2 separate regions of the Homo sapiens genome follow, and region 2 is linked to region 1. A link is a loop called in an ENCODE intact Hi-C map of the cell type or tissue named here. Cell type or tissue: mesothelial cell of epicardium. All regions are shown on one strand. Links, peaks and the distances in the headings refer to the core of each region. The heading gives the core; the rest is flanking DNA.

Region 1 (4,405 bases), core at 210-4,209:
TCAGCCCCAAGTCTGAACCAAAATGTTTAAAAATCACACTTCATTTAAAGGGATTCATGGAGACATGCCAGATCTACAAAGATATAAAGTGTAGATCTGAAGAGGAGGCAGAAATCTCCATTGCCTGGAGAGTCTCTTTTTAGGGTGGAAAAATTATCTTAAAATGAGGCAATATTCTGTTAAGAGGACCTAACCTGGATGAGTTGTCTTAAACTTTCTGAAAACCAAAACAGAATCTCCTCTAATTTAAATAAAAGATGACCGAGGCCCAGGTAATAGTATGGTCCAGGTATCAAAAGATAAAGAAGTGAGTAATCAGATTTATTCAGCAATGCTATTGAGTTAAATTGAATTTCCACTGTGGCTGATTTAATCTGATCCCTGTAGAATGAAGGTTGAAGGAAGATAAAATCTTGAGGATAATACTGGCAGTGATACCACTGTGATGCATTTTAGCTTCTGCCAGTTAATTTCATCTATGGCCATGAATATATTAGCATTATATATCTCTGTTGTTTCATTTAGTTATTCACATTTTTGCCTGTAAAATGCTCCTGAGAACCCTTCTCCCACTAACCTTCAAACATCTTAGACCCTGTGTTTCAGCTCTGCTCATTTATAGCCCTTACACTTGCCTTGGAAGGGCCGACAAAATACTGATACATTTCACTTTTCTGAGGTTGATGGAGCACACTAGCACATTAAATTAAAAAGTGGTCACTATATATAAAAGTGACATAAGAGTCTCAGTATCACTGGGCTGTGCATATCAAACTGTTTTTACTATAAGTGTTGAATTTGGGCCAAGTCGTTTAATGCATTTTAATCTTGTGACCGAGAGTATGCATTTACAAGATTTTCACCAGGAATAAGTGTGCTCTAGAGTAGATCTGCTTACCATGTGTTGCTACCACAGGAATGTGATTTTTCGAAATAGAGTAAAAAATGGTACAATGGTGAGGAACTATTTGGTCAAAAATTTGCAAAGAAATTTTTAAATAATGCTAAGAATTGGATATCTTTAAAAATCTAATTCTGATGTATTTGTGTAGCACAAGGCCTGCATCTTAGTAATAATAATCCCCCGTGTCCATAGCAAGGTCTCTTGAAGGTGATATCTAACTCAGGATTTCTGTAATGAATTTAGGAGACAATACGTGAGACTATCTATACCTAACACAATGCCTGGCACCTGTGAGTTATTTAACTGGTAGAAAATAGAAATCTAAAAAACAAGTTAACAGGTTGTATTGAGTGCCTGATAGAATGAATGAATGCAGGTAGGAAACATTTAAGATACTTATTAATGAGTAGGCATGGAATTTTCTGTACTATGACTATATAATTTCTTAAAATTGAAAAACATTGTTTTAAGAGAGTTCTTGCCATCAACATTTAGTATCTCATGACTGTCAAATTCTTTTAGATAGGAGCTTACACAGAGGGAATGTTGCATAATTGAAGAACACTGTGGGATGATAAATTGGGCTGTACCAAATTAGGTCATCCTTAGTCAAAATGTATAATGACGGTCTTTTCACAAACATCTTCACTGGGTTAAAATACCTGACCCAGGAGTTCCATCTGAATGATGGCTAGGTTGAGAACAGTATTTTCTCATGCACACCATGAGCAGAAGAAAAGCCAGGGTGAAAAGCCCTTTCCCCCTGAGGCTTTAGCCACCTTCAGGCTTTAGCCAATTACCCTGCCTGATACTCTGGTTTACTTAAAAACACATTAGTTGGAAAACAAAACAAAAAAATCAATTTAGTTGTAAGGATGTTGACCATTTCCCTCTACTATTTCAGGCTTCGCGACTCTGCCCTAATTGGCAAACAGGTCACAGAAGGTTGATCATATTATTGTATCTGCATCACTATAAAATTGAACAGTTTTGCTTATTTAATTATTTTCATTAGATACCCTTGATATTCTTTTTTCTTTAAATTTCTTCTAAAGGAAAGATTGTATTTGTCACTCTTTTGGAGCCTGCCAAATAGTGTAATTAATTGATAAAGGGTATTTCAGGTATTGGGCTCACTATCTAGAATTCGCTACAGTCGTCATTGTTCTGGGGAAAAAGAAAACAAACACTTGGAAGTGGCAGTGGATAAGCCGGGGCCGTGGTTTATTCAGTGGAAGGAAGTGTAGTTAGTTTCAGCGTAGAGGAAATCTGTCTAAAGGAAACTGGATTGATTTCTTTAAGGAATAAAAGCCAGAGTGCTTTGTGGGGAAGGTGAAACACTCGGTGACCGTTTGCTTAGCTTTCAGTACAGTCACAAATACTAGTCTGCTGAGTAAAAGCACCTAGGACCGGTCACAAAAGGACTCCACCGCCACAATGAGAGGCTGTCTAGGGCCTGCCCTGGGCAAATAAGTGAGAAAGTTTGTCCTCCACGGGTGTCCACGGCCTCCGCCACCACAATCTGCAACCTCTTCTTCAACTCTAGAGTTTCTTTTCTCTATTTTCTTTTCAAAGGCTTACGGTGTTTTCATTACTTTTTTGTTGTTGTTGAAAGTATTTCTTGTGTTTTCTTTCTGTAGTATAACATTCTCTAATTAAAGCAGGAAAGTAGTTTGATAAACTGTATTCATACTAAGGTAATACAGTCTCAGGATTTTTTTTTTTACACTTTGTAGTGATCTTTCTACTAATACTTGGAAAGGACTGTGCTGAACTTAAGGAATTTTTAGACACCTGAGAACCAGAATGGAAGAGATAAGCAGGCACTTGAGCAAAAGATGAACAGAGTGAATACAATTGTACAGTGGATGCCAACAGGACTGAAAGTGTTGAGTTTCAAATCTGTTTCTGCACTCGGTGAAAAAAAGGTTATTTTGCTTGATTAATACGTGAAGTAGGCTTAATGACTACCACATTCTCTATCATTTCATTTTAAGTCCTTCCCAGAAAAAAATGTATACTACCTGTAAGACTGCTTGTCGTATGAAAGTATAACTTTTTTTTTTTCTGATAGTTTGTCATATACAACACCTAACCCATCTGCCATCATCTTTTTCAATTTTTGTTTTTGTAGAGCTTAACATTATGCTGAAACTCAATCATATATTTTCCCTCTGGGGGTTGCATCAGTTTTGAAGAAATGAAAATGTACTTACGTTCTAAAGAGGACAGGCTACATAGTGTGACTTCTGTCTGGGTAGAAAGGATTCCTCCATCTCCATCAGGCATCGGGACATGCAGAGGCTTCAGCCTAACCTGCAGAAATACATATCTCAATAAGACTGAAGTCTCCTTCCTAGTTTTTTCAAACAATGATAGTTTACTCTGTATCTCAGTAGTGCCTATAGGGAAAAGAGCATGGGATTTGTAGACAGGAAAGTAGATATGTCTGCTTGGCATGCTGCTCCCCTCTATGTCCACCACATCCGTCAGATTCATTCCACCCTATTTTGACCAGTTCTGTGCCCGGGAAGCTGACCTCTTTTGGTTGCCTCATCTGAAATCCTTACTCTCCGGCTTCTGCTTTATTTTGGCACATTGGAGGTACTGGCAGGGGACTGGAAGGTGACAAGAGGGCAGGATCAGAGTATTTCTTCGCTGGCTTTATGCCTGCTTTGTCACAATTCTGGCAGTACCTGTGTTCACTGTCCGAGGCCACAGCTCCTGCCACACAGATCCTCTCGTGGTGGCAGCTTTCACCAGGCTCCGGGAACATTGTTTCCTCTTCTTCAGGCCTCGGCGTGTAGTCCTGCTTCCTGCTTTTAGTCCCTGAGTGCTTTACCATCTTTTTTTTTTTTTTTTTTCTTTTTGGCCCCCTTAGCTTTACTCTTCAACTATTTTCAGTCAAATCCTTGAGATGTGCCATCTATTTCCTGCCAGGACCACAAAGGATACATTCAGGCTGTTGGACAAGTCAGATAATCTCTTTGACCTTTAATTTCCTTTATCTGTAAAACCGGATAATACCTATATTGTCCACCTTGAAGGGTTGTTAGGAGGACCAATCATGCATGTGAATTGTAGAGTGTCATAAAAATGCAAACCATGGGTAGCGAATCATCTGTTAATGTTGATTTCCCAACCAGCTTTCTTTAGGCACTTCATAAGTTTTTCTTACCTTCCTCTCTTGATAAATTGATACAAGCTTTGGGAGTGCAATTTCACATTGACTAAAGGCAAGCAGAAGTGGGAACAGGAATCCTCTATTCCACGCATTTGAAAGCTAAATATAAAGCATCCTTAGGTTTATCATGTCTCTGCTCCCCTTCTCAGCAGTATGTAGTTCAGACCTGGGAGGGCGGTATAGAAGATCTTAACATACCTTTGTTTCTGCCTGGAATTTTTACCCTTGATAATAATTTCGTCAAACAAAATTCCCCCATAGTACAGTGCATGTATCACTCACATCTCTATGAGATTGTAAAGCTTCTTTATAATGTT
Region 2 (4,405 bases), core at 185-4,184, 54 kb before region 1:
CTCCTCACACTCTTGCCTATTCCTACCATTTTCCTCTATTGTCTGAAATTTATTGCATAGTTGTAATGCAAGTGCAATTCATGTATTTTAACAAGTTTTAAAAAATGCATATATATCTGGAGTTGGTAGAAGACTATCCTCTTAGTGTTAGCAGAATCAGATTACTTCCCTTCTAACACCTAGCTGAAATGAACTTCATTGATGGAATAAACTTTGTCTTAAAATGAGCATTGTGGAAGAAATTGTTGATTAATTTGGCACGTTAAATATTCGTAGTGTCAACATTTGGGCAGCTAGAAGACAGATGACAGCAGTGAGTATCTAAGGAATCTGGGGTAAGGGAAAGAAAGGAGTAAAGAAAGGAAGATCCATTTCTAAGGACAAACTGCTTCTGTCATTGTGCCACAGACTGACTTTGTAGCCTATCCCAGGGCCAGTTCTCTTGGCATCTTGTCTCTTGCTCCACTCTCCCTCATCTCTCCCCTTGAACTTCCCTTTTATTGAGGCTGTTCTTTATTTAGGATGTATCAATCAGAATATCCACACAGTTTCCATATTTACAAAGCTGCCAGAATGATATTTTATAAACCTCAGCCAAATATTACTCCACTAATTAAAACTTTCCAGTGGCTTCCCAATACATTTAGAATAAAAGTCAAACTCCTTACCTCAACCTACAAAAGTCTGCTTCATCTGGCTTGGGCCTGTTCTGTGATATTATCTCCCACTGTCTTAGTTTGTTTTATATTGCTATCACAGAATACCGCAGACTAGGTAATTCATAGTGAAGAGAAATTTATTTGGCTCACAGTTCTGGAGGCTAGGGACACCAGAATTGAAGGGTCACATCCAGTGAGGGCTTTCCTTTTTTTTTTTGAGATGGAGTCTCGCTCTGTCACCCAGGCTAGAGTGCAATGGTGCGATCTCGGCTCACTGCAACCTCCACTTCCCAGGTTAAAGCAATTCTCCTGCCTCAGTCTCCTGCGTAGCTGGAATTACAGGTGTGCACCACCACGCCTTGCTAATTTTTGTATTTTTAGTAGAGACGAGGTTTCACCATGTTGGCCAGGCTGGTCTTGAACTCCTGACCTCATGATCCGCCCATCTCCGCCTCCCGAAGTGCTGGGATTACAGGCTTGAGCCACCGCCATCCAGTGAGGGCCTTCTTGCTGTGTTATAACATGGCAGAAGGCATCACATGAGTGAGAGACAGTGGGAGATCAAACCCACATCCTCAAGCCCTTTTATAATTGGCATTAAAACATTCATGAAGGCAGAGCCCTCACGACCTTCCCATTGGGCCCCCTTTCCCAACACAGCTGCATTGGAGAGTAAGTTTCCAACACATGCTTTTTGAGGGGCACATTCAAACTATAGCACCCACTGTTCTGGTGCTTAGCCATGCTGCCTTTCTCTCTGTGATTTGGGCATCCTCAGTATATTCTTGGTTGGCAGATTTTGGACTTCTTTTTTCTCTCCTATCTCTTGACTCTTTCCCTAGACCTTTGTATGTCACTAACCCCCATGTTAATCTCTAAATGGAAATACCTTATTTTTTTTTTGTTTACTTGTTTATTGTTTCTCTAATTTCATTGGAACATAAGCTCCATGAAGGGAGAGATCTGTTCTGTCATGTTCTCTGCTGTTCATTAATGATGTGTTCAATGAGTAAATAGAGTACATTTTATTTCGACTGATTTTACTTATTATTTTAGGGGAATAGCCTCTGTCGGCAATGCCTCATTTTCATTTAGTTTCCCTCTTTGTAAAAAGGCCAAAGTTTTCAAATAAATATACAAATATATGCACAAGCTGAAAAAAACAAACTTTGCCTTACATTCAAGTCTCTTTAATTTGGGGGAAGTTGAGATGGTAAAAGAGCATGCAGCTCTCTTTTTCTTACAGTTCATACTTGTGTTAGAAGGCTGAAAAGTATTCTTACGTGTCTTGGATATGTTTCCTGGGGCTTAATCACCGTTAGCCAGAGAATGTTATCTGTTGTTGAAGAAAAGAATAGGCAAGAGAAATGTCAGACCAGCAGTATTGCTTTCTATTTTATGTGATTTTATTCTTACTGCACCATCCTCCTTCTCACTTCTGCGTTCTGTAAGTAGTTTGGAAGCTTCTTAAGCATGAAAATGGGAATATGTATTTTTATTTCCCAGTAGTGTGTAGCATAGTGCTAGAGAGTAGATAACCAATAATCACTTTTTCACTAAAAATAGTATTTAAGTTTTACATAGATCTTTACAGTTTAGTAAGAAATACAACATCATTTATTACAAAAACCCAGTGAAGTAGCAAGGCAGATATTAATTTCTTTTCTTTTACAGATTGAAAGACAGATTTCAGAGCTCAACAGAGTTATCTGAGTTCACTCAGCTAGAAGTGGCTGAGCTGGGAGTAGAGACTCTGGAGAGTGTTCTGTTTCCTCTAAGTGCTCATGTCTCTTTGTGACACACTGTTAATGATGATGGTATTGCATACAAATTAAAAGAGGAAATAACTTCATGTAAGATTTGGTGAAATACTGTTAATTCTTTGATAATAAAGTGAAAACATGGATTAAGCATTTGAAACAGAACTCACATACAGTCTCTCAGATACCGATGAGGCCTCTGAGACTATGCTGGCATTTTAGATCAATAGTGGAAGCACAAATGGTTCCAATGGGTCTCAGCCTTCAAGCCTTATTGTCTTTTGCAAATTTGCTTATAAGCTGCTGAAAATGCCACAGAATTGCCCTAACATTAGAGAATATGATAGTATCAAAGAATTTTGCTTTTTTACTTCTAAGAGAATTTTGAAAAACTATTAACCTCCTTGCATATTGTTGACATTCAAAATTTTTGTTATAAGTAAAATGGTTGACCAGGAGCACTGGCACACACCTATAATCTCAGCACTTTGGGAAGCTGAGGTGGGCGGTTCACGAGGTCAAGAGATTGAGACCACCCTGGCCAACACGGTGAAACCCCCTCTCTACTAAAAATAAAAAAATTAGCTGGGAGTGGTGGTGCGCGCCTGTAGTCGCAGCTACTCAGGAGGCTGAGGCAGGAGAATCACTTGAACCCAGTATGCGGAGGTTGCAGTGAGTCGAGATGGCACCATTGCACTCCAGCCTGGCGACACAGCGAGACTGCATCCCAAAAAAAAAAAAAAAAAGAAGAAGTAAAATAGTTGCAAATGATGGAATTGTCACTGTATTATTATAAATATTGACATACTAAAACAAAACTACTGTATGACTTTTTAGAATATGTTCAGTGGCATATAAGTGCAATTATAATAAAAGGCAATCATATATTTAAAAATACTTGCATAAGCTCTTTTTAACAGTTGGAAATTTTATATCTCTCTTGGAACTATAATTTTCATTGCATTTTTCTTTCATAAATCATAATGTAAATAGTTTTATGCTTGCTTTACTTTATGGATCACTCATTACATACCTCTTAAGACATATGTCCATTCTTATAAAACTTAAAACAGTGAATTTTCTGTGACCATAAGGCTCTAAGTATTTAAAACATTCTCCTGAATTGCATTATCATTACAATATTATTACTACATGATTAGTACAAGATAAATATATATTTTTAAAATAATATATAATTGTTAACATAAAGTAAAATTTTCTTAGGCATACTTTATTACCATTATTAGATGGGTCAGGTGTTTTCCCAATCAATTCATGTGTCTATGTTTACTATTTATTGCTAGGATGAAATGGGATTTAGCATCAGTTTTATTTCTGTTAATTTTTAAATGCGTAGATGCTATAAATCTTATTCATACAAATAAGTAGATAAGAATGGAATGGAATAAGTTTGTTATAGCAGTGTTATTCCGTGTGATATTAGAGCAGTATTCACTTAGTTCTTTTTTTTTTTTGCAATAAATGCCAAAATTCATGTAAGTTAACTTTCATCAAGATTAATTTTAATGATTTATCAGCTGACAAGTTGATTTTGGCTCTCCTTCAATTTTGCTAAAAGCAAAGAATTTGAAACCATCATATTTTCCAAAGGTTTTGCTTCCCTGTCAGAATAATTCATTTTCTAAAAGCTGATACTGATATTTGAAAATGTTGCTTTGTTTGGTGCCCCAGAAGTTTTGACATTTGTGGGCCACAAACTAGGGTAAGATTCTGGATGGGTAAAAAGTTTGCCTATCTTTTGTGGGAGGGAGAAAGAGATTATAAACGAGCACCACAGGCATATCCTCAGGCAGATCAGCTTTAATAAAAAGAATGTATGGAAATTGAGTACCTGGAAATACAGTGATCTGCAAATACCATTTTGAATGCCACAAGGTTAATGGACTAGCTGTGAGAGTTGAATGAAACACCCTGATAAACTGGGTCGGGAAGAGAACGATCAGAAGCTGCCACCATTCACGTTTT

What was found. A loop is a pair of places that touch in the nucleus more often than their neighbours do. Peaks named below come from ENCODE experiments on the same cell type or tissue, not always from the same donor. Only the 100,000 strongest peaks of a DNase experiment are listed, where the experiment ranks them.
Region 2: it touches region 1 in a loop (27-fold over the local background); 4 of 110 quality-filtered maps call a loop at or near these places.

What each region holds. Positions count from the first base shown.
Region 1 is chr5:33,228,574-33,232,978 of GRCh38, reverse strand. LINC02160 (long intergenic non-protein coding RNA 2160) reads right to left here and starts at 3,244. Exons shown (of 4, transcript NR_147008.1): 1 at 3,121-3,244. In mesothelial cell of epicardium, for the core only: no CTCF peak of the experiment used is centred there; no DNase peak of the experiment used is centred there.
Region 2 is chr5:33,282,445-33,286,849 of GRCh38, reverse strand. The region is part of intron 1 of LOC124900637 (a long non-coding RNA gene); the gene reads left to right. Among named protein-coding and RNA genes, the nearest start is that of LINC02160, 55 kb to the right of the region's middle. In mesothelial cell of epicardium, for the core only: no CTCF peak of the experiment used is centred there; no DNase peak of the experiment used is centred there.